Linked DNA regions of Mus musculus: regions 1, 3, 4 and 5 are each linked to region 2. Evidence: chromatin loops called from intact Hi-C (ENCODE). Cell type or tissue: heart. All regions are shown on one strand. Region 1 has its middle 44 kb from the start of Gm41509. Region 2 holds the start of Ets2 (E26 avian leukemia oncogene 2, 3' domain). Region 3 overlaps Erg (ETS transcription factor). Region 4 overlaps Erg (ETS transcription factor). Region 5 overlaps 1600002D24Rik (RIKEN cDNA 1600002D24 gene).

What was found. Peaks named below come from ENCODE experiments on the same cell type or tissue, not always from the same donor. Only the 100,000 strongest peaks of a DNase experiment are listed, where the experiment ranks them.
Region 1: it touches region 2 in a loop (2.9-fold over the local background); 12 of 42 quality-filtered maps call a loop at or near these places.
Region 3: a loop joins it to region 2, with 2.1 times the contacts of the local background. A loop is called at or near these places in 4 of 42 quality-filtered maps.
Region 4: a loop joins it to region 2, with 7 times the contacts of the local background. A loop is called at or near these places in 4 of 42 quality-filtered maps.
Region 5: it touches region 2 in a loop (5-fold over the local background); 5 of 42 quality-filtered maps call a loop at or near these places.

Annotation. Positions count from the first base shown.
Region 1 is chr16:95,751,398-95,756,397 of GRCm38, reverse strand. It overlaps the pseudogene Gm6599. Among named protein-coding and RNA genes, the nearest start is that of Gm41509, 44 kb to the left of the region's middle. In heart, a CTCF peak has its summit at 2,909; a DNase peak (open chromatin) is centred at 3,717; H3K27ac peaks cover 315 bases.
Region 2 is chr16:95,699,541-95,704,540 of GRCm38, reverse strand. It overlaps Ets2 (E26 avian leukemia oncogene 2, 3' domain), which reads right to left and starts at 2,134. Exons shown (of 10, transcript NM_011809.3): 1 at 1,897-2,134. It overlaps Gm31989 (a long non-coding RNA gene), which reads left to right and starts at 3,693. Exons shown (of 4, transcript XR_876298.3): 1 at 3,693-4,342. In heart, a CTCF peak has its summit at 2,629; DNase peaks (open chromatin) are centred at 300, 2,140 and 2,600; H3K4me3 peaks cover 2,976 bases; H3K27ac peaks cover 2,214 bases.
Region 3 is chr16:95,464,486-95,469,485 of GRCm38, reverse strand. The region is part of intron 2 of Erg (ETS transcription factor); the gene reads left to right. Among named protein-coding and RNA genes, the nearest start is that of Erg, 63 kb to the left of the region's middle. In heart, a CTCF peak has its summit at 2,740 (motif pointing left); no DNase peak of the experiment used is centred here; H3K27ac peaks cover 472 bases.
Region 4 is chr16:95,456,993-95,461,992 of GRCm38, reverse strand. The region is part of intron 2 of Erg (ETS transcription factor); the gene reads left to right. Among named protein-coding and RNA genes, the nearest start is that of Erg, 71 kb to the left of the region's middle. In heart, no CTCF peak of the experiment used is centred here; DNase peaks (open chromatin) are centred at 1,452 and 2,472; H3K4me3 peaks cover 2,338 bases; H3K27ac peaks cover 2,092 bases.
Region 5 is chr16:95,858,602-95,863,601 of GRCm38, reverse strand. All of the region lies in intron 1 of 1600002D24Rik (RIKEN cDNA 1600002D24 gene), which reads left to right. Among named protein-coding and RNA genes, the nearest start is that of Gm32130, 59 kb to the right of the region's middle. In heart, no CTCF peak of the experiment used is centred here; DNase peaks (open chromatin) are centred at 831, 2,131 and 3,291; H3K27ac peaks cover 3,594 bases.

The DNA of each region.
Region 1 (5,000 bases), 52 kb before region 2:
TATGTAGCTGTCCAGCAGCCTTGGTTGAACTGGGCACCTGAAAGGGAGGCTGGAAATGAAAAAGGATGGGTGGGCAAGAGAAGGATGAAGCCAAGACAAAGGTTTCTGATCAAGGCTCAAAGTTTAATTTTTAGCTCTGCTTTTATATAGGCAAACCCCACAGACCTATCCTTTCTTTCAACTGGATTGAGTTGCAAAGCAAGCTCAGCAGGTGGTCAACTCCTCAACCTCTGGTAGGGAATTAAAATGGGAGGGGGGAACCTTGTTTAGCCTACTCAAAGCTGGGGGAAGGACACACTCCTTTTAATTTGTCCTCTCAAACTACCCATTAGAATGACAGAATTAAAACAAGGAATATATCTCAATATAGCAACTAGTGTTGCACTAGAGATGTCCATGTATCTGAAGTCACAGAGTCAGTTTTAACCTCCTCACTCATGTGGGGCTGTATTGCTTAAGGATAGATCCAAGTCCTAGTTCAGCTGGCTTATTCTGCTGGATGTAAGAGCTCACTCTCAGTTTAAGCCTCATTTAAAATATTCCCTGCACATCTTGTGTTGTGTCTAACATTCTATCTTGTATGATAATTGTGTTTTGGATGTGAGGTCCCCCAAAAGGGCATTTGTAAGCCAGTGTGGAGAAGCCTGTGATGTGGCTCCTCTCAGACTTTGGTTTGAGTCTCAGACATTGTACTACAGTCACCAGAGGTGGCTTCCTATCTCCACAGAGCAAATGGCCTCACTGTGTCCTCTCTCAATATTTTGACAAGAACTTACTGGTAAACTTGTATTCTATGGTATTTACCAATCTGAAGGATCTCGAAGCTGGTACAATGCAAACCTTCTGTACAAATAACTACTATTTCTAATTTTACATTTTCTAAGCATCTGAAAATCAGAGTATAACCAAAGCACAATATAGCACACATTTTTAAATGTTTAGCTTGATAAACTGGACAGTCTTAGAACTGTCCAACAACCATTCACTTAAGGTCCAGACATGCCCACCACCCACAGGCTTTCCTGGCTGTACATTTGCAGTCAATTATTGACCACACACAGTTTTGTAGGCAGCCACTTTCTGACTCCATTGGCTTTGTTGTTGTAGAACCACCAGGTGGGTTGTGGATTCACTCATCAGTAACCCGTTCCTTTACTGTTCAATGTCTTGTCTCCCACCCTCTTGTCAATGGGCATTTTTTTTATCTTAGTAAATAAAAGCATCTATAAAACCTTTGCATATGTCTTTATATAGATATTACAGTTTCTCTCAGGCATTCTAGAAATGAAGCCTCTGGGTCAGAGGGGATAGATGTGCATTTAGCTGCTGTTCTTTACCATCCCTAGCAATGCATGCAAGTCCCAGGCATGCAGCATCCTGCCCCCAGCAATGCATGCATGTCCCAGGCATGCATGCAGCATCCTGCCCAATGCTGTCAATCATTTTTATGTGAGCAATTCTAACAGCTGTGGAGTGACACCTTGCTGTAATTTCAATTTCCATTTCTCTGCTAACTAAAGCTGAGTGAGCTACTGTGGGGCTTAGCCCATTCATTTACTCTGACTGGGTCTGTTTTCTTCCACGTTTAAAACAGAATTATTTGTTTTTTTAAATGTTAATTTGTAGGAATTATCTTATCTATTTCTTTTTTGTTTTTTAATTTTTAATGACGAAAACAAAAATATACCTAAAAGCAAAGCTTCTGGAAAAACCATTTGTTCTTCCCTGTCTTGTATCCCTCCTCAAACTTGACCTTGGCCTCCCGCCTGGCCTTGCGTTTCAAAGCTGGGTCCCTGAACACATCCTTGTTGACAACAGTCTTGTCCAAGGGGATATCCACAGAGTACCTTGTGGGCATGAGGTGGTTGTAGTTGTAAACTTTCACAAAGGACTTGATCTTGGATCACTTGGCGATCTTCTTCTTGCCCATGGCAGCTGTCACTTTCCAGGGATAGTGGTCAATTCCATCCACCAGGGCGTGGCTGTAAGGGTGGTCCGAGGTGCCATCGTCAATGTTCCTCACGATGACAGCTTTGTGCCCAGAGTAGCATCCGGCCAGGACCAGCACCACTTTCCCGGGTTTCATGAACTTGCCCATTTCGACAGCAGACAGCTGGCACCCAGCAGAAAGACATCTTATCGATTTCTTAATTTATCTTTTTTCTAGTTACCCTCTGAGTTTCTTGAGACATTATATCAATCCTCTCTAAAGAGGTACTAAAGTACCTCCCACAAGTCTTTGTAAACATTTAGTAATGTAGGGTTTTTAGCAAAAAGAAGAGTTCTGGTTGTATAGCCTGCTGACTTTGCTAAATAACTCATGTTTAGGAACTAGATATATGTAGTTTCGAGACAGGGTTTCTCTGTGTAGACCAGGCTGACCTGGAGCTCACTATGTAGACAAGGCTAGGCTCAAACTCTGCCTCCCAAGTGCTGGAATTTAAGGTGCACACCACCATGCCTGGCAGGAATTGAATGTTTTGACTAGCAGTTGGCAGTTTGACTTTTGTTTTGTTTTTGAATTGAACTCCCCCTCCCTCTCTCATCACACTGGTCTCCTGTAAACATCCAAGAGATTGATTTCCAAATGTTACCAGCCAATTCAGCAAATACAACTTGAATTTAGGAAATTATCCTAAGTGCCATACTTCATTTTTACAGACTTAGGAAGAGCTGAAATTTTCATGGTAGGAGATCCCTTCTAGAAGGCAAATATTTATAGTCTTAAAGACGAGGACATTCTGTGCTGTCTATCACCTCATGTTTTCTTCTGCTTCTGAAGCTGACATTTCTCCGTGAAGAGCCAGAGCCCAGAAGGGGAAGGAAGAAACACAGACACTTTTATTTGAAGATAAAGAAGCTGAGCGTCCACAAAGAGAGTAACTGGAGGGTTAAAACCCTTGTCTCCCTTCCAACTTTGCTAGCCAGGAGCGCTATAAATCTGTGTTCTGGAGAGACACCTGCGATGATGTCACTTTCTTAAATTAGATGCTAGGCGGGCTGGCTAGCCCAGGAGGCCAGGGAACCAACCGTTGTTCCCACCATTATCCACTCCAACTCTATCTCAGGCTCTGCTCCCAGTGTCACCCTGCATTTGGAAGAGCTCTTAGCCTCGAGTTATTTCAGAGATCCATCTAGAATCTATCTCATCTGTTGGCTTTTGACTTGAATTTTATTGGTTTTTGAGTGTGTGTGTATGTGTGCGCGTGTGAACATGCTTGCTTATATGTGTATATATGTGTTCATGTGTGAAGTGTATATGTGTGTGAGTATGTATATGCCTGTGCAGTGGGCATATGTGTGTATGTGTGTACATGTGTATGTGTGTGCATGTGCACAGCTGTATGTGTATATGGGTGTATGTGTGTATATGCAGGTTCAGTGTGTGTATGTGTATGTCTGTGTACATGTGAGTGTGTGTGTGTATGTATGTGTGTGTGTGTTCATTCCCTGGAAGACTGAAATGGTATGAGAGAGTAAGACCACTCATCCAGTTTGTTCGTGGGGTGTATGGAAAGGTTGCTGACTAGCATGCATTTAGCAGTTTTAAATTTGTCCCCTTTACCAAAGCTTTCTTTTTAATTCTGTGTTTTAGCATTAGTCCCCTTGGGAACCAATTATTTAATGTTATTTAATCGTCCTCAGTCTAGCATGAACTTTTCACCTTCCCCGTTCAGTTACAGCTGTAGTTTCCATTTCTATTCAGAGCCTCTGACGTGGCTCGGATCTTCTCCACGCTGGGGAGTACTAATTCAAGCAGACACCGTTCTTTCTTCTGATTTCCACAGAGTTGCTCCCCACGCTCCTTGATCCAATTCAATGCTGCCATTTGTGTGACCATGATGTGCAAGGAGCCATTCCTCACTTATGATCTTTCCCGAGACTCTTACTTAGAAATTTAAATCAGCATACCTGGTTTTAGACTGGCAGGTGGCATCTTAAAGCAAGTCTTTTTTGGTTGATTTTCTTCGTTCTCCTTGACCCCTGATCCCCCTTGCACCTTTCTGTCCCCTGCAACCTCCGGATGTCTCACGCATCCAAGGCTCTATCCCTCAGCACCCTCCCCCACCACGTGATGTCCTTTCACGTTTCATAGCCTCTGCTCACACCTCACCCCTACTCAGAGCCTTCTCAAATGTGCTTCAGTAGATGTTTAGTGCCCACCAGTCACCATTAGAGGGAAATACTGACACAAAGCACTGTAATATGAGATCTGGCCTAATATTGATGCCATTCAGTCTTAAGATGGAACAAGTTATCCTCAGGGTTACTAGAAAGTTCTCTAAGATAATTTATAAGTACATTCGGATTGGAATATTACTTCTATCTAAATTTGACCTATAGTTTTTGTGTGTGTCATCTCTGTCACACGTTGGAGCTGGAGCTGATTGAGCCCCACAGACAGACTATGCATCTCCATGATCATCTGCTATGCAATTGTCGATATAACTAATGCTTTCAAAACTTAGAAAGTCCCTTTTGAGATATTTTAATTGTGCTTTAAATTTTATCTGCAGTTGGTAATATACTCACATTTAACAAGCTCCCCAAAGTTTTCTCATTTGAAAATTTTTCTATTATATTTTTCAGAGTAGGATATTAAAGCTGCTTGTTATTCTTGTTTCTTCTTTAGTTTACTTTTTCAAAATTAAAAAAGCATACTTATGTGCGTGTGCATACATGTGTGCATGCACTGTGTGAGTATATGTGTGAGTGTGTGTGTGTGTGTGGGAAGCCACATACGCCATTACAAGATGGCTACCGCTGGCCACCGCTGTAAGTTCGGGTAAACAGCCAATGTGCGCGTGTGCATAAGGGTTTCGCGCCAAGTCACAGCCCATCCTGGGGAATGTAAATGAGGTACTGAAAGCACAACCAATCAGGTATAGACACGCCACTCCTAGGCCTATATATGCAGCGCCAGTTCTGGGGCTCGGGGGGTCTTTCGCCTTCTCTATCAAGCTCTCCCAATAAACATGTGCAGAAGAATCCTGTCGTGG
Region 2 (5,000 bases):
TCACTTTATTCTGAGGCAACTGAGGACCGGTGACAACTGAGTCACCGGCCTAGACTACACACTCCTTTGGGGGTGTCTGTGGAGATTACGCCTCAGATCAGTAGGGCCTTAAATCCTGACCATGCCTGAGTGGGCTCTCCCTACCCCACCCCACTGAAGCAGAGAGCACACAAATATGAGCAAACCAGGCCTTTCTGTCACACTTCAGTCCTGTGAAACACTCGCCAACTGAGAACTTCATGTCGCCTACTTGGATGGAGTCAGCCCTGTAGCCTGTAACCTGTTGACTAAACACAAGCCTCCCGCAGAAAACCAGCAGCAGAGGCAGAGGTGTCCACGTGGTTCCTCCAGGGCCTGTCGGACAGTGCTTTCTGTTGCCCCAGTGTACAGACACTCGAGGACTTCTCTGTGATTTTTCGCTTCTGAGATGGGCAGAGAATAGCTTCAGAGGTTGGGGAAGAGCTCCCCTGCCTTTTGTGTACAAACAGGAGCAGAAAAGGGAGGCTCCCACTCCCACATAAATGCTGTAATTACCGGCTGCAGAACAGGGTTCCTTTGTTGCCTGGCTTTTAATGAGTTTTGTAAAAAAAAAAAAAAAAAAAAAAGAATGTAGAATTAAAGCCCTCCACTAAATGGCTTCAGGCAGACCCACGGCTAATCAAATTTAAGTTCATTTATCCGACTGGATGTGCTTGCTAACCCCTGGGACAAGTCAAGACTCTAGATAAATCAATTTCAAGTTTAGACTTTTTGGTACTGGTGATGGGCTAAAAAAAAAAAAAAAAATAGTAACAAGAAATGGGAGAAAATGGCAGAAATGTAGTAACTGGGAATAGTTAGGTTTTTAAACAAGAATTTCATGGATAACTGTATCCTTAGTGGAACAGGTAATCACTTATATAAGAGAGCATGAGTTTGTATTTAGATAAATTTAGGTTAAAAAAATAAAATAAAAGGACAAAACCCTTTGAAGGTTGGTTTGCCTTTTGCTTAGCAATCAGTTTAGAGAAATGAATGACTAATTCCATATATGAGAGTTTGGCTATTTCCCTGTGGGATGCACGGTGTTCACATTAACTGCACTGCGAGATTACTCAGATTTTAATAAAAGCTTAACACTGAGATGTATCTCCGGATTGGCGGTGGTGTAGGCAGGCAGATACCGACAGGAGCTTCCACAGCGGGAGCAAGTCTCTCAACTGGCGAATTAAATGACTCCTCTCTCCAACCAGGACTGCTCACCGCTTTACTTTCTAAATAAGTAGCGAGTCAACTACTATTTTAGGCTCCCCTGAAATTGAGTGCAGGCTAGTACAAGTCTTATGAGATTAAATAGTAAATTAGAAAAAAAAAAAAGTCAAATACGCAAACGCTTCAGGTTACCCCTTCATTCATATGCTTTAAGGAGAAAATAAAAGCAGAGCAGCCACCAGCACCCCTACTTGGACCGTATCCCGTACTGGCTTCCCAGGGCCCAGGGGAGCCCAGACCTGGCCAAGCAGGTGACACGTTCCCGGGAGCCGCAACTTCCCAGGTGTTCCATGATCCGGACACCCCCACATCCTTCCAGGCCTAGCGCCTCCCCAACTCAAGTCACCCCGAACCTGGGGCTACCTCGGCCACCTCTCCAGGTGCCTCAAGCCCTCTCGAGAAACGCAGTCGCGCACCCCGGGCAGGAACCGCACGGGGCGACCACTGGCTTCCCCAAAACAAAAGCGGTCTGCCCGCGCCCTGCCCGATGCCTGGGTCCCCCTCCGAGGCCACTGGGTGCCTAGGAACCAGCCGGAGCGGCTCTGGGGCGCGCGATGGCCCGGCGGGATCAGGGGCCGCCCGCACTACACCCCACCCCGGGCGGAGTCTCTGCTGAGGACCATCGCGCACAGGGGCCGCTCTTACCGCGCCGCAGCAGGCAGGGCCAGCCGGAGGGCGGCGGGGAGAGGAGATCGCGGCGGTCCCGGCGCGCAAGGCCGGGCGAGACGAGGCCGTAGGGCCGATCCGGGCGCGCGGGGCCGGGGAAGGTGGCGGGGACTGACGGGCCTCAGTGGTGTCCACTCTGTGCTCAACGCCGCGGTGAAGGAAGTAACCAGCCCGATCTCCTAGCCGCGCGCTCTTCTGGAGCTGGGGGAGGGCCGGAGGGAACCGGGGGAGGGGACAGCAGGGGTGACGGAGAGAGCGCGGAGGAGGAGCGAGCGCGAGGCCGGCGTGGGAGGAGAGCGCGCTCTGGCAGCGGCGGATCCACGCTGCTCCCGGGCCCTTCTCTGCGACCCTGCAGCTCGCTGTCGCCTGCCTGCTGGCCCCTGCTCCTGGAGCCCGGTTCGGGCGTTATGCCCAGGAGGTCCAGCTAGAAAGGCAGGGCCGTATCCGCCCGCGTTAGGCTGTCTGCAGGTCCGAGCTGGGGGCCCTGTTGGCACTTGGGTTGGGTGGTTAGGCTTCTGCGGTGGAGCCTGCCCTGTGCTTGGAGCTACGTGTGGGTCCTGATTTCTGGTCCTTCGTCGTGAAAGACTCATACGTGGGGTTAGGGAGTCGCAAAGTGGGCGGGTGGCGGAGTCGCGAGTGGAAGAGCAGAACGTGGCGCAGCCGCTTGCCTCTGGAGAGGCCCCTCCTACTGCCTCGGTGCGGATGGCGCCCCCTAGGGCTGAGCCGAGTCTCAGCGCCGACTTGGCCGAGCACTTAGGCGCCATCTATTATTAGTCTTAGTAAATCCTTCAAGGCTACTACTGTGTTCTACTTAACATGGTCTACGAGGTCAACTACATGTCAAGTCCAGCGTGACTCTCCCAAACTCATGGTCAAAACACAAGCCAAAGAGTGGTTTCCTTTTTGGTCAGAAGGCGTTGAGTCCATGGTTGGAAACCTGTGGGATTCATCCGTAGGCACAGGTGTACGTTGAATATTATTTCGTTCCTTCTCAAGTTTAGGTTGTTACCAGAGATGGCATATGAAATTGCAAATGGCAAGCTCAGGCAAGGCCACGGGACTGACGATTGGTACATTACAAGGACAGCCTTGCCGGGAAGGGAGTGGAAGACCCCAGCTTCTCTGGTACCGCAGGGTTCCTGGTTTCCATGGCAACTCCCCATCTGAAATTATTGCCAATCAAGATACTATTACACCTGATACTTCTCTCCAGTGTATCACCTTTGCAGGAGTCAAGGCCTAATCCACTAAGCTAAAACAGCTAGGTCCAGAGGGAATTGATATTTCCTCATGGCTTCTCAGTGTGTATTCAGGTCCAGACCAGAGAACCCAGGTCAAGGAGGAACTCCATAAATAGAAGAAAGAGTCCCTGTCCCGTTACCATGGAGACACGGAACAGCATATGCTAACTTAAAAAAAAAAAAAACATAGCAGAAGGTACTGACTTGTCTGAAGGAGTGTGTCCGTTGGCCCTATCTCCCTGCAAGTATTTTCACGCCTTGACCACGTATCTGAGAAGCTTGGTACACACAGTGATCTCTTGAAGTTCAGATACCCAAAACAGGACTGTTTCCTTCCATCACTTCTGCTCCTGAGACCGTGGGCATTCGAGGACTCCTTTGGTCCACAAAGGCCTTATTGAGCCAAGCCTCTCAGGGCTGCTCAGGCTGATGGCTGGAGGGCAGCTCTTGGTAATGCTGAGCAGAAAAGCTACAAAAGAAGTTAGTACCCAAGTGTCACAGCACCCCTGTCATTAAACTTTGATTAGCTGATGAAGCAAACCTGTAAAAGAATTTATCAGCAGGGCTGAGAACTTGGTAGGGACGGGCTCTAAATTCCTGAATAAGTTTTTCTAAACTCTCTTTTAGGAGCATTTTAGGAAAATCTCTGGGGGAAAAAACTGTCATATACATGAAGAGGAAGAAAGGTATTCAGGAAAGCCACCCCAAACCTGTCAGGTCTGAGTATGTGGAAACCTAATGTAAAACAACAGCGGCTAGAAGCACGCATGGCAGACCAGCGAGCTCTCACAGACGTCAGGCACCTTTGTGTTCTGCCTGGCCTTCTGGAGGAGGCAACCTGGATCCCAAGCATAAGCTAGACAGGCCTCTGCTTTGTGGTTGGCCCACCTCAGCCTTGATCAGTTACATACTCAGGAACATAACAGATACACATTTACCTTTTCTGTTTGGTTCCCCCACCCCTTCCTCTTCTTGGGTGGTTTCCTAGTTACTGAGCCGGAGTTAAAGCCTAGCCTGGCTGAGCCCTGTGATTATTCATTGACTATTATGGCTCGATTCACAGGGAAGCTGGGGCCTTTCTGCAAATTGAATCTAATAAAAGCGCACTCCTTCTGCTCTGAGATCAAAAGTCAATGGCGTTAGGAGGAAATGGAGGCTGGGGAAGGCTCGTTGGCTTGGAGCTGGTAAGGAGCTGGTAAGGAGCGAGCAGGTGGACTGTAGGGGGTGGGGGGTGGGAGCAGCATGAGGACAAATGTAACCAACCCTCCTCTGAACAGAAGGGGAGACAATATGAAAGAGCATATGAATTACCTAGAGAGTGAAATGCAGAGTTCTTTAGGACCTGGGCATAATTATGAAACAATGATTAACCCATTAAGTCATCCTTTTCAGAAACCGTGCATCCCAGCCTGCTGAAGAGCTGGCTGTGTTTACCTTGTGATCTGGCTCAAAGGCTCTATCTTGGGGGGTGGGAGGGCGGGGTCCCAGCTCCAAGTTAAACATTTAGTCTGAGGTGTACAATATTCACTCTGCAAACACGGTGTGAGGTGGAGAGGACAAAAGGAAGTGGGGCTTGAGTGCCTGCCCCTTGAGGTTGGATTGTGGGGATCACACACAGAGTGGAGCCCTTTGAACCCAGAGGGTGGGAAAGCAGAGGCAAGTAAGGGCCTGGAGTGTGTGGGGAGGTAGAATTACCCCATTTTGAGTATGGCCTGGAATGCGTCATGGAGTAGTTAACTGATTCACAAATCCCACTGGTGTTGGGGTCAAGGAACAGATAATGGCAGACTTTCTAACCCCACGCCTTTCCAAACCAATCCTCTCTCGCCAGTCTGTCGGCCT
Region 3 (5,000 bases), 240 kb after region 2:
GCTGTCTGGAACCAGAGCCTTACTGCTTCCCAAACTTGTTAGTGTAGCCTTGAGATGGGCCCTGAGGTGGCAGACATCCACAGTAAGGGCTGCTTAGGAGCCGGATGGTCACTTGAGTTCAAGAGTTCTAGGCCAGCTGGACAGACTTGCTAAAGAAAAACAAAAGACGGTTTATCTTTCAGGAAACCTCCAGTTTGGTTAGACTCTTTCTTACAATTGCTAGGTTTCGTGAAATGGGGACCGGCTGTGTGTAGCTGAACACACTGCCTTTGCCCACAGTGAAGCCAGACTAATCATTAGATTCCTCCAGATGCCTCTAAGTGTAGTCCAGTTTTGTTTTTGTTTTTGCTTTTGTGTGTGTGTGTGTGTGTGTGTGTGTGTGTGTGTGTGTGTGGTGGAGCCCCCACAACACCGTGGAAACCTTAGAGGCCATGAGGGAAAGAGTCCCCAGTGTTTCAGAGAATAAAATGGCAGCCTTTTCTCCACATTGGAGTTCTTCTGTATACCAACACACAGGGTAATGGATCATCAGGCATCATTGCCTCTGTGGGCATGAGAGTTTCCCACTTCTCTTTGGGGAGGTAACTTGGTATCCATAGGAAGGATGTCCTGAAGATGAGCAACCAGCAAACCAGGTCCAGGAGAACTGCTGGCACTGGGTAAGGACTGAGGACATGAGGGTGTAGCCCTGGGGTACCAGCGTCATTGATGGATAGCTGTGGAGTGAGAGGAATTAATGACTGTCACGTCTCTCTCCTTCCTCTTGAGTTAAAATGCCTCTACGACTTTGACATATTTTCCCTCCAACTGATAGGTGAAGTTTCACTCTGTTTGTACAAGAACATTTCCCTTGCTTTCAGCACCTTCAGCACCTTCAGAGCAGCCTGGCCCAATGCTTAACATGTAGCTAATGCCAATAAAGATTGATAGACCTCTCATAGGAAGGCTCCTTCTGCTGCAACAGTCTTGTTACAAACGTCTTGTGGAAGCCAGACTTGGTCTCATAGTGTTCTAGGCATTTAAGGCTTCAATAAATCATTCAAGACTACAACTATCACTTCATATCACATCATAGGACTGATGCTGGAGAGGAAGTCTTCAACCCGTTGTCTTGCAGAAGGTTGTAGTCAACTGGCGTTTGGGGCTGGAGTCCTCTGGAAGCCTTCTTCACTTAGCTCTGGGGTCTGGTGTAAACTGTCATGCAGGGATAATGATAAGAACACCCACCCCATCTTTCCATAGTTGGCCTTTTTCTTTCAATGAAGGCTGAAGTTTATGAATGCTTGTTGCCAAGGAAACAGGCAGAGGTAGCTTTGGAAGTCTGATAACTGAACCTCTGTCAGAGACCTGAGGGGATGGGAGGGAGGCAGGTACCACTATTTAATGGAGCAAAATTGATGCCAGCTTTCAGAAGGGTTTGAGATGGACCATTTTAGGAAATGCAGTTGCCATGGTGATATGGTCAGTGCCTAGAAATGCAATGACTGCTCCATGTTCCTGGTCTATAAGGACATATGAAACCATCCCTGATAACAAATAGTGTAGCTGAGCATGCTTATGAAAGTAGGGTACCGTGCACATACGTGTGCCATGCATGTTACATGTCCACTTGCCGCTGGGTATGGTTTGGACACTGAGAAGGGGACCTCATGTGATAGAGAGTTGGAAGTCCTCAGAGTACATTAGAAAAAAAATCTTATTTCCAAATGCCTTAGTCAGAGTACTTGCTCAAAAAGCCCTCCTCTAGAGTGACCCAACATCTGGAGGTCTGCAACTGAACACCCCAGATGAAGACGGTTGGGGGACGATGGGGCAGGCAGCCTTTCCCTGTTTCTGGTGTATGTGTGTGTGTGTTTTGACTGTGTGCCTTGGTGGTCATACTTCTTCAGGCTGCTATGACACTCGGCTGTGGTGTCCAGGTCTTTTCCATCATGTGATGCTGTTCACACTCAGGAGCCCTGTGTGTTTCCCTGTCACAGTGACAGCAGCGAGAATGAAGCCCTGCCTTGGCTGCCCCACTCTAAGCAGAGAAAGCACCCCTGGGCTCTGCTGGCAGCTGGAGTCGGAAACATGCAGTAAGGATCATACCTGGGCCTCTTCGAAGCAGCTGGTCAGAGCCTGTCCACACTTACTCCACCCACAGCCTAGACCCAGGCAAACAACCCTCACCCGCTGACCTCACCAGCTCATGATATATAAGCTCATGTAGAAGCAGAAACAAAAATGCTCTGCTTATTTTAGGTACAAATGAAGACAGGGTAAGTCGCAGAGGTCCCCTCGTGTTTAGAGGACGCTGCTGAGAACCTCCTGTCTGGGCCGAGTGTCAGTGAGATTGTACATTAAAATTATTTTCAGGAAGACTAACATACATTTATAAAATTCTGTTTTGTTTTATGATTTGAAACAGGGTCTCGTAGAACTTGGGTTGACCCCAGACTTACTGTATAGCTGAGGCTGACTTTAAATCTTTGCTTTTCTTGTCTCTGCCCCCTGAGTTCTGGGGTTATAGTGTGACCCACAATGTCTGGATTATGCTTAGTTTTAAGTTTTAAAATCTGTAGATAATATGCTGATTCAAAGTTTTTCTCTCTTATAGGTGATGAATATTGGGTTTCCTTGTTGGTGAATAAAACCAAGACAGCTTTGTGGGATAATAACAATTATTTCAGGAATTTCATGGCAAGCCCTAGGCAGACATAGTGTTTGCTCTTTTTGGGCATTTTAGAGGGTCATGTAGTGCCCTCTAGTGTCCAAGATCCCAGCAGTTTAAAGGGAAGCCCCTTCCCAAGACTCCAGCTTCTGAGGAGCTGATAGAAGTGCCCCTCCTGAGACAGTAGGTGACTACTTCTTGCAACTCTCCACATAGGACTGTTCTTATAACTATAAATGAAGGCTAGAATATTATCTACTAGGGACACACAATGTGTGAGAAATGCGGCGTTTTTTAAATCTTGGATTTTACTTGCCTATCAGAAAGGGGCTGGGAAGATGGCTCCGTTGATAAAGTGGATAAAAATGGCTCACAGGGGCATGATTTCCAGTCCCCAGCATTTAAACTAGAAGCCATCCATGGTAGTGTCTACTATGATGGGTGGTGGGCTGGGGGCAGAGTGGAGGATCCCTGGGGCTCATCCCGAAAACCCAGGCTATCTCTGGGGCCCAGGTTCACTGTGAGACCCTGTCGCAGAAGCCGATCATCACATGGGTCAGCTGGAAGAGAAACAGCCTACCTGGATTCCGGCTGCACATGGGGGCCTCACCTCTGCAGTGGGAAGTGATAGGGCACATGCAGAGAGGTAGCATGCAGCCTGGGAGTGACGGGGCAGCTGCTACGGTGACTCCAAACCTGGCCTCTGAGTCCCTTAAGTTTATGGGTTGCTTGGTGAGGTGTGAGAAAATGGGAATGAATTCATGGCAAATGTTAGCTTCATTTCTGATTCCGTTTGTGATAGACATGTATTAGCAAATGATAACCAAATTAACTTGACTCAGGTCAAGACAAAGCAAGGCCACCTCGGCTGTTTAAAGAAGGAAAGAGGAGGAGCTACCCTTGCACACGGGTGCCTCCAAATCTCCGTGGCGTGAGTTACATCATTGCACCATTGCTTACCATTAACATATTATCTTTATTTTTGTTATACAAATAATTTGGGTCTAAAAGTTTTGCTCATTTGTGTGTGGAAGTGGAGGTAGGAGAGCGTTTGGAGGCACGTGTGTGTACTTGTGGAAGTTGGAGGGCAACGTTGTGGATTCGATTCTCTTCTTCCCACCTTTACTTGGGTTCCTGAGGTGGGTACTCAGGCTGCCAGGGCGGCTCAGCAGGTGCCTGTTACTATCAGAGCATTTCCTTGGTCCTAAAGAAACAGTTTGCAGACCAGTTTATTACAGTTCAATAAATGATACCAAGTATCATAGAAGGGAGACAAATACACTTTTAAACGTCGTTTGAGGTTCTGGAAAGTGATAAAAACCCAAGTTAATCTCAACAGCCTAAGATAATGTTGTGGAATGGTGCTGACAATCGCAGTACTGTGATGAGAGTCTGAGGCCGAGGAGGGTGGAACTGTGCCACAGTCCCCACAAGTGTGGCCAAGGGCCTCTGCACATCTTCAGTGGTGTGTCCTTCGCAGAACAAGCCCCAAGGTGGCTAGCAGCAAAACAGGGTTTCTAAATAACACTTGTGCTCACACACACCTAGTCCTGTGTCCAAGATCCTTTGGTATAGAGGCATAGTCACCCAAGTGGTGGCGCACGCCTTTAATCCCAGCACTTGGGAGGCAGAGGCAGGCAGATTTCTGAGTTCGAGGCCAGCCTGGCTACAAAGTGAGCTCCAGGACAGCGAGGGCTACACAGAGAAACCCTGTCTCAAAAAAAAAAAAAAAACAAAAAAAACAAAAAAAACAAAAAACCAACAAACCAAACAACAACAACAAAAGTTGCTTCTAGCTAAACTATTGTGTCAGAATAAGTATATCTCTCTTAGTCTTTTTTAAAAAAAAAAAACACGAGTGGTTCTTGAACAGACTTAAGGTCTGTGACAATTGCATTACTATCCCGGGCACTCGGGGATGAGAATGGGCTGGGTTAGCACAACCGGAGAGCGCTCTGGATGCTGAGGAAGTCATGCGTGTTGGAATTGTTGCTTCATTGGAACCCACAGAGCTGAGCCGATGCCTGCCTCACAGTGAAGGAAATTGCAGCATGGGTGTTGAAAGTTGAGGATTGAGTGTGTGATAACAATTTCCTTGCTTTAAATTAGTTCAGATCAACCAAGAGGCTGAAGGCTGTATTAACCACTCCAAGAACGTGTTAAGCAATAGTTCCTTACATGGTAATTTGATTGTTTCTTAAGGACCTGCTGGAGGACATGGCAAACACAAGACACATTCAGAGGCACGTGCACACACATGCACACAGACATATATAACATATAAGCATATACATATGCATAGATACATTCATAGACACATGTACACCCATACACACAGGCATATATAATA
Region 4 (5,000 bases), 240 kb after region 2:
GAAAGATAAAGTGAGCTCCCCCACCTCTACTCCCCAGGGTAAGGTTTGGGAAGTGGCATGGGGTGTTGTAATTCATAGGAGCGCTTTATGCTACCAATAGTCAGTTGACATTTATGGGAAGAGCCCTTGCATTCAGTCATCTGGGGAAGCCAGCCTGAGTGCTTGTTCTAATGGCATCAGAAATTACTCTGTTTAAAGGTAAAAAATTGGCTAAGCATTTTGTCATTTGAAACCAGGGATTTTTTTTTTAAATAGGGGAGTTGCCATTTTAGAATCCCGTGGCAAATTTTATACCTCTGATCCCCAAATTATTATGCTAGCTGATCATGGTTCAGACTTTTGTTTAAGATCAAAATTAGGCACAATGAGAGGTATGGCTAGAGTCTTTAGAAAATAGAGCAAATAATTATAGTGTCTGGTTTCTTTTTATAATTACTCAAGCAAATAATCTAGTCTGTAATAAGAGAGTATTTTATCCAATCATAAATGAATGTGTATAAATATTGGAGGGCTGGGCACTTGGTGAAGAAGCCAGAAATCTTAAGTGTGTAAGTGTGTCTCTCTGTCTTGTAACTGACCTGACAGTTTGATTTGGCCTAGACAGGCACGATGGAATTCTGGGCAGATCACAGCGGGTTTTAAAACTCCATAAAGAGGGAGTTACCACCGCCACAGGACACAGCAGAATCCCGGTGGGTCCGTGGCTATTTTATTGCAAAGAAGTCTGCCTTTTAAAATCCCACACCTGGTAAATCCACACAGTGGATCCTGTTACGTTTCAGGATCAGCAGTTAACATTTCAGATGGATCTACTCTTAGGAGAGAAGAAAACAAAACCAAGAACACAGCGAGGTGCTCTGCTCCGAGCTTTGGTTACTTTGTTTTATTTCTCAGGGCTTGTAGGAAGCTGCTGGGATAAACAACTCAGAACTTTGAAAATTTTAGGGGAAACATAGTTTTAATCAGCCTGACATCTTGTTCATTGTTCAGAGATAAAAAGGAGCCTGGAATCAACATGCTCTCAAAGGCGCTGAGAACCAACCCATCAGCCTCCCATCAGAACTGGGAATTAGAGTTCTTATGTATTTTTCTTTCTTGCCTTTTAACATCCCTCTCCTGGTTCCCACCTCCTCCTCCTCCTCACCCTGATCCTTTCCTCCTCATCTCCCCACCCCCATTTTTTGAACTGCTGGGATTTGAACCCATAGCCCCTGACTATGCTAGGCAGGTGGCAGGAGGGGGTCGTCAGAACCCACCCCAGCACCTCCACCTGCTTTTCCTCTCTTTCTCCTCTTTTGTGTATTGTAACTTAAGGGGTGGAGGTGGACCAGGGGCAAATAAGAGAAAGGAGCTGGTGTGTGGCAGAGCTGGCCCAAAGTCTGAATGAGTTCAGTTCACTGCCTGTCTACCCAGTAACCAAGAATTGTCCATGACTCAGGCTCTGGTCCATTGTGCTGCTTGGGTCCCCATGAGACCAAGTGACGGGTCCAACTTTCATGTGGTTCAATTCAAAGCAAACTGTTGTTTCTTCCACAGACCAAGTAATTTCCTGAAAATGAGTAATTAAAGGCCTGAAATCCTGTAAAGGAATGTTAAGGGCTGTGTCAATTCAGCATCCTTCAGGGGAAAGCCGAGCTATGGCACTGAACCTGAAGCTTGGCTTCTATGCATTTATGAGAACTTCTCCCGGCCTCTTCTCTTAAGCTCAGAGTTCTGTTGGAATCCATGGTCCACAACACGGGTGTCAGAGGGATGTATGTTCTAGAATGTAGAATCTAGTTATTTGGTGTGTGTGTGTGTGTGTGTGTGTGTGTGTGTGTGTGTGTGTGTGTGTGCACTCATGAACACATATAACCATATGTAGTATGTATATGTATACCTGTATATAGGCATATATGTTGGTTCAGGTGAACATGCATGTGAAGGCCCCCAGTCAACCCTGGATGTTATTCCTCAAATGTTTACCTGGGACCAGCTGATTGGCATATGCTGACCAGCTAATGAGCTCCAGATATCTGCTTTGTCTCTGACTCCCCAGGGTTAGAGTTGAAGGTATGTGCACGACTCCCAGCTTTTGTCTGTGGGCTCTGGGGATGGTACTCAAGGAGCCATGCTTGCATAGTTGACACTTTACAGACTGAGCCATCTCCCCAGCCCCTTTAATGAGCATTTGAAAACAAGATCTTGATTTGATTTTTCTTTTTCTTTAGTTTTCTTGGTTACCTCGATTCAAATTGGCCATACAGCCATAGGTACTAGGTCCTAGTTAGCTTCAGCTCTCTGTGCTGGCTGGTGGCGTTCCTGGGGAGGGGGCGATGTAAAGGACAGGCACCCAAGCACCCTCCCATGTGCAGCCATGCAGAGCCCCATCACATCTGTATCCTGCTTTGCTCTGGTGCAGCCTGTCACCCAGAGTCACGCAGGTCACACCTGCTGTGACAGCCCCGGCCTCAGCCAATTGATGCCTTTTTTTTTTTTTTAATTAAAAAACTTCTCCTGGCTGCATATCATCAAGAAAAACAACATTGTTTTCAGGGTCTCTTATCTCTCCACTCCCAAATATCCTGTTTCTTCGGGCTGGGCAGCCAGGACCAATAGAAACCTCTTCCTGCCATTGGCTGACTTCATTTCCCAGACTTAGCACAATCTCATCCGCTCTAAACAACCTCATCAAAACTACTTTCTGGTCAGAGAGAAGCAATAATTATTATTAACATTTATTAACGATCAATAAACTTGATTGCATTATGGCCAGCACTATTAAGGTAAGGAGAGGGTTCCTCTACATTTGACAAAATCTTGTTTTTCTTGCGCTGGGCTTCCTTTATCAAGGCAGATAAGTTAGGGTTGGGCAACACCCCCCACACCACAATAGAGGACAACAAGATTTCCTTTGCGCTGCCTAGTAAATTTCCTTTTTCCTACTCAGACCATCCGCAAGGCTTAAAAACTTCAAACTCAGAAAAAAATTGGGGTTCCTAAATTCACTGTTGAGCGCCGTGGATTTACTTCAGTGAAGGCTTTTTGGAGCACTTCTGAATTTTCAGCTTCTTTACCTGTTCCTAACGGTGTCTGGATGTGGGTTCGATACGAGGCATTAACCACAGAGGTTGGAGGGCAGGGTCAGAGAGATGGTCTTGTCAATGGTGAACATTTGGATACGCATCGGGGACTCCAAACCACCAGGCATGCCAGCATGTCCCTGTGGAAGTGAGGAGACACTCAGTGGCTGTTGGTAACAGGATGGACGAATGTTGGCTTGAATTGTGGGGACCTCCATGCCGAGAGGAATCGGGCGCCTCAAAACTCGAATGGTGGTAATTGGGTGTGTTGGTTAATGTGTCTATCACAAATAAAACACCTGTCTTTCTGTGTACTGCAAGCTTTCTTCCCAGTGTTGCGTGGTTCGTGGGGACTGTAAAGCAGTGGTCTGTTGGTCTCTTTTCTGCTGCAGGTGGGTCTATGTGTTTTCTTGTACATGTTTCGAGAAGAAAGCTTACTGGTAAAGTTTAGTGTCGAGACAAAGCCGCACGGGTCACCGGTTGAAAACTAAACGCAGCCTGGTCGATACAAACAGCTGATACCGATACAGAAATCTGTGGAATTAGTTGTACGGGGAGATGGTGGGTCTGTTAAACTACATTCCAGGCCACCGGGCTTTGGTGACATTCGTAGGAATGAGGAAAGCCAGCAGTCTGTATAGACAAAGGAAGCCAAAGAGTGTGTTTATTCGTTGTGTCTTTAATTTTGTGGCACAGAGATGGCAAGTGACCTATTGTCCAGTAAGGGTTCTGCTTAGCCTGAAAACTCATGAGTATTGGGGTTTGCCCATAATAAAGACGAGGCTAGAAGGTTAGAAACCTTCGCCAGCTGATTATATGTACCGTGGAAACTGTGTTTCAGAGGTCCATGCAGTTTTCAGGTCTCAGGCTGTATCCTGTAATCCAGTAAGGCTCACACCAAAGGCTGCCGTCTGAGAGTTTTCTTTCCCTGGACCCAAGGAGTAGGGCCAGCTGCAATATGGTGACCTAGAGGGGATTTTAGCATTGTGTCTGATAGACTCTAATTTCGGATAAATGAGTAGAAACGACTTATTTTTACAACACCAAATGCTGCTTTTGGGGTTCTGCTCTAGACTCTTTAATTCTATCTATATTTCAGAACAATTAGAATATTCTGTGTAAATCTTAGATAGCTTGAGTAGAAGCTTATTCGGGTTCATCAAACTCCACAAATCAATGCTTTAAAGGGCATGGAAAGAAGAGATTGCCCTGCAGAAGGTGGAATGTGTTTGGACAACTCTCCAACGCATTACACTGTTTCGTTTAAGACCCATGTGTGTGAAGAAGTCACCTTTGAAGTCAGATTGCATTTTTATCTTTTGAATACATTTGGGGACAATTACTTGCTCTTTTTAGGACTCTGTTAATGTGTGAATTCTGTGTCACATGTGTGTAGTGTGTCTCTCCCTACAATAGAAATGACTTCCAGTGAATTCTTTAATGTCCCTTGTTAAAGCTGTCTCTCTTGAGTGGTGAATGACTTGAAGATCAGCTTTCTGTGAGCTTTCCTGGATCAAGTAGTAAGATGATTTTATGGCTTTGTTTGTGACATGGGAAAAGAAGTCTTGAGTCTGTTGGCTGCAATTTTAATTACTCTGGGACAAACCTCAAATTAGCACAGGGCAGTGTCCTCTGAAGTCATGAGACAGTCCCCATAGGGGGATTTTTGGATTGGAAATAAGCTTGGAGTTTTGGGTGTTTCAGTAAATAAATCAATGAGTTCTTTGACTTGCAGACACTCTGGGCTGGTGAAGCTGGCACATCATCACCTCTGTGTGGGATTCCTTTCCTTTAGCCACTCTGCCTAAAGCCCTGTGAGGCACGTTTCTGGTACTCTTGCCTTGCTTTGGCAATTTGAGGTAGAGAGAACATGGCGTTTCATTCGGGAGAGGTAAAGGCATTTTTAGGAAATAGTATTTCTCTCTGCGAAGTCATGGG
Region 5 (5,000 bases), 160 kb before region 2:
AAGTACATTAATTTTTATAGCTATGCTGTCGCTGAAGTGAAATTATAAAAGTGACAACAGCTCCCCGTAACCAGAAAATGCCCAGCTATAGAAGCACAGCCAATCTAAGAAACAGTACTCTAATGTGCAGATCTAAGAAACATTAATTAATATGCAGATGCTTCTTAATTTCATATTCTAGACCCTGAGGGATTATGAGGAGGTAACTCTGTGATTGGGGAGCCACACACGCAGGGTGCCCAACACCAGGCTCTCAGTGGTTGTCTTCTGCTATGGGTGAAAGGGTACTCATGGAGGAGTGGGCTGGCAGGCCTCTCTGGGGCAGGGGAAGGTGGGAGTGAGACGGGATGGGGTGGGAGGCTTGGGTAAGCTTTCCTTTCATTCTATTCTGTTGGCCAGGACCTAAATTTAGTGCCAGCTAAATAAAGGAATATTTTCAGGGCAAAAGGAGGTGATGGGGAGAGCACACTGCTTGCCTTGGCTCAGAATTCTTTATTCTTTGGGTGTCATTTTGCTGAGGGATCCCTGGAAACTGGGGGTGCGGTGGGGTGGGGGAGCCTAGAATGAGAAAGGAAGCAAAACTCATGGCCAAGGGTGTGAGTTGGAGAGAGGGGGCTGCTGTTTGACTAGAGGAAGTAGAGAATGGGGGATGGGTGGGGTCTTCTGTACCTCACACTCAGCAAGTCCAGAGCAAGGTAGTGGACTCTTTCCAGGCACCTGCTGCCCTTTCTGTGGGTGGGGCTTCCTGCCTGGTGGCTGATATCTACCCTCACACCATTTCCTGCCTGAGGCAGGGCTCTGGGGAAGCAGGTCAGCTGGCAAGCACGGCTGGAGTGTGGCTGAGAAGAGCTTTTTACCATATTGCCCACAAACTGTAGGCAATATCTCCCTTCTATGTTCCCAGTGACCGGTGGCCTTGCTCCATGTGTCAAAAATCTAGAGGCCCAGCCAGGATCCCCCACTCCCTACCCCGGACTTCCTGCGCCTCTGCATTGTCATGTGACTGTAAGAAAACTAGCTGCTAGTCAATCTTCAAGAAGGGAATTCCTCTGGGTTGAGGGAGTGTGCGCTGGGGATTACAGGAATATGTCTCCAGTAGACCTCAGCAGGCAAGCATCATGGGCTGCCCTGTAGGTATAGACAAAAATCAGACATGGAGTGTCCCATGCCACCCTGGCCTACCTCTGCCTCATAGCTTTGGGGCACTGGGTTACATTTGTATGTATGGAAATGTGCTCAGGTTATCTGTGGCAAGCCACCGTGAGACTTCTGTGGCTATGGAAGGTGGTGATCTTCTTCTGTATGAATGGAGGAGTCTTAGCTCTTGGTCTATGGAGGGATGAGAGGTTTTCACGGAAAGGAAGGGGCAGGAAGAGGCATGGGAAGCCAGGCTCAGCTCCCTCAAGCCTTCCTGACAGATGGTCAATGGCCTCTTCTTGGATTCTGGAGGCTGCCTCTGCCCTTTGAGATGTGTATTCACCTACTTGTTTTGAGGTTTCATGTTCAGGGGAGATGGGCATAGAAGCCTCTAGATGGGTTGAATAATGTACACTCAAACTCCTCTGACTGTGACCCTGCCTGGAAGATGAAGTCATGTTGAATTATTAGAATGGTACCTCATTGGTTAAATGACTGGTGTTCTTAGGAAAACAGAACACAGGAGAAGCCATGTTGGGGAAGGATTCAGAGGGCAAGGCTGTGTGGCTGCAAGTCAGCATCCTAGAGGTGACCAGAATCTGGGAGGGCCAGGAAGGGCCCTTCTGATTTTTTTTGCCCTGTGAACATCCTGATTCTAGACTTCCTTCCTCCACAACTAGGAGGGAATGGATTTTTGTTGTTGTTGTTGTTTTGTTTTGTTTTGTTTTTGTTTGTAGGTTAAGGACAACAGAAACATTACATGGATCATAGTGGCCCTAGGAAACGAATCCAACTGGGAAGCCCTTTCTTCAGGCACCCTGTCAGAACGCACAGGAGATGTGTTCTAGCATCTGGTAGGGAAGTGGCCCCAGGCGCCCAGCCTTTCCCGTTATCTTCCTCCGTGCTGGCTTCCGCTGTGGGGCCAAGGCAGCTGAAGGCAAGGCCTCCTTAGGACAGGAACGTGAGAGGAAGCCTAGCGTTGGCTCACGTTCCAAGTCAGATGGGAATCTTGGCTGTGGTGAAGACCCTTTTCCTTTGCGCTCAGGCTGTGTTCCAGAGATAAGGGAGAGGGGAGGAGCAGAGAGCTGGCTCCAGCAGAGAGGAAGCCATGGGAAGTCCTAGAGGATCAGTTTCCGGCTGATGACCCAGGCTTTGCAAAGGGGAGCTGGAGTCAGAGACCTGCTTTGCCAGAGCTCAGCCCCGACCAACTATGCAACTCAAGCAGGACACACTTCCCGGCTGCCTTAGTTTCTTGAGCAGAGGGGATGCCAAGCAGTGGTTACAGAGACCAAATGTGTGTCCTTGGCCAGGTTATGGGAGGCTCTGGTACATGGGATTGTGGGAAGAACACAGCCTCACATGTGATGACAGTTACTAGAGCACACAGTGAGGATGTGGTTGTCTTGGTGACGAATGCTGCTGTTTGGGCAATCCCTCTAGCCGAGATTGTCGAGATTGTGGTATTTAATGTTGACGTCCTTGGTTGGTTCTCATCTCTCCAAGGACTGGTTGCACTAGACTCTTGTCACCGTGACAAGAACCTGAGAGAAACGACGTGAAAGTAGAAAGAACTCTGGTCCCACAGCTTCTGCCCACAGTTCCCTCACACACTAAGATGGGCGGGCAATGACCGGGACATTGTGGTGACAGGAGTGAGGGTGGGGCTCCCCATGTGGTGGCCAGGAAGTAGAGAGGATGTCTTTCACATCTTCAATAATCCACCTCTTCCAGGTAGTCCTCCTAAACTTCCACTACCTCCCCAAATTACACCACCAGCCAGAGACTGAGCTCCCAAGGCATGATACTCCATATTTAGACCATGACAGGAGGGTCAGATTGTACCGTGGATAGATCAAGCTGCCCACACCTCCTCCCTGAATCATAACCGTTGTGCCACATGCTACTCTGACTTGAAGACGGAAGACAAACCATGTAACCAGCCATGTGACTCACACTGGCCTTGAACCCCAACTTGAAGGTGCCAAATGTTTCTGGGGCATGGAGGTCTCAGAAAACAACTTCTTTCTATAAGGCATTTCATATCACGGAGGCAGGGCCCTGTCCCCAACTCAGCTTCCAGGGAACAAGCCCTCCCAGAACAAAACCATAAATGGAGAAGGGCTTCAGAGGCAGCAACAGGGGTCATGGTCACGCCATTTCCTCACCAGCCTATTGTCTTTCCGTGTTACCTTGTTTGGGAATGGCCTTGGGACGGCTCAAACACCTGCTCTAGCACTCGAAGCAAACAGTGTCCCTTTGTCTACTTAGGTGATGTCAGTGGACCTTGGATCCAGTTCCTCACAGCCTTTCCCTCTCCCATTCTCTCACAAGGGACCTTCAAAGTGTGAGTTCTGCTGTCCCTGGGTAGGGAAGTTTTATTTTGGACCTGGCTGGTACTGCCTGCCGCTGTAATCAGCTCAGGCTGAAGGATGACTCCATCCATCTCTGGCCCTCTCTTGAACCCTGTTTCTCCCTCCCAAACACGGCAGCCTAGTTAACATGTTATAAACAGATTTCTGAGCTGTATGTTTGAGTGTTAGGACTTATCATAGCCTTGACCCTAAAAATAATCCAGAAATGGACCAGTTTGGTTAAAAGTTGGACTTTCTTGAATGTTAAACACTTTTGGCAAGAGCCAAAAGGTCTCTGCTTCTTTAGGAATGTTCTTTCTTAGAAGATATATACATATTTTACATACATACACACATATACATACATATGTACACATACATATGTACACACATATATATGGTACATATATACACATATGTATAACAACAACAACAATTATAAAAGTATAACAACAGCAACAATCACAATGGAAAATGATAGATTAAAGGATCTCATTGTAGCTCAGGCTGGCCTCATGTAGCTCAGGCTGGCCTCAAACTCACTGCATAGTTGAGGATGACACAGAACTCCTGATCCTCCTGACTCCACCTCCCAAAAGGTTACAGGCCTGTATCCCTGTACATAGTTTATGTGTGTTAGGAATTGAACCTGGGCCTTGAGTGTGCCGAGCAAGCAAGCACACCACCCAGCAGAGCCTTGTCTCCATTCCAGACAGTGGTTCATTGACCACGTCACTGACTCTATGATGGCTGGCATACCAACTCCTCAGGACAGCTGCAGACCAGTGTCTATCTGTGTTGAACATAGATGTAGAAATTCTCAACAAAACACTTGCAAACTGAATATAGGCACACATCCAAGAGATCACTCACAATGGTTAAGTTTGTTTATCTTAGAGCTGCAGGTATAGGTCAACATATGGAATCCATGAATAGAACATAATGTATATAAGTGGGCTTAAAGAAAAAAAAATCATACGATCTCAATAGATACAAGAAAGGCCTTTGACCAAATATAACATTCTTTCATGATTGAAAAATCCTAGGGATACTAAGGTCAGAGGCAACATACTTACCATAGCAAAAGTCACACAAGACAACCCCACAGCCAACATTATGCTAACCAGAGAAAAACTCAAAGCAGATACATTAAGATCAGACGCAAGATAGGGATGCCTGCTCTCTCCATTCCAATCTTAGCTAGAGAGGTAGGAAAGGGAGATAAGAGAGCCATAAGTGGAAACCAGGTAAAAAAAATAAACCTGTTGGTGGATGTGACGCTTGAGGTGAGACCCTAAGGGCTCGACCAGAAAACTAGAAAAGTGGTCAGCACTGTCATCTGAGTGGCAGGATCCAAAATTAACATAGCAAGATCAGTGGCCTTGCTATACACCAACAGACACACCGAGAAAGAGACCAGGGAGGCGGTTCTGTTTATAATAGCCTCAAAAGAGAAATAGAATACTGGCCCCTAAACCAAAAACTTTAAAACTCCAAGGAAAGAAATTGAAG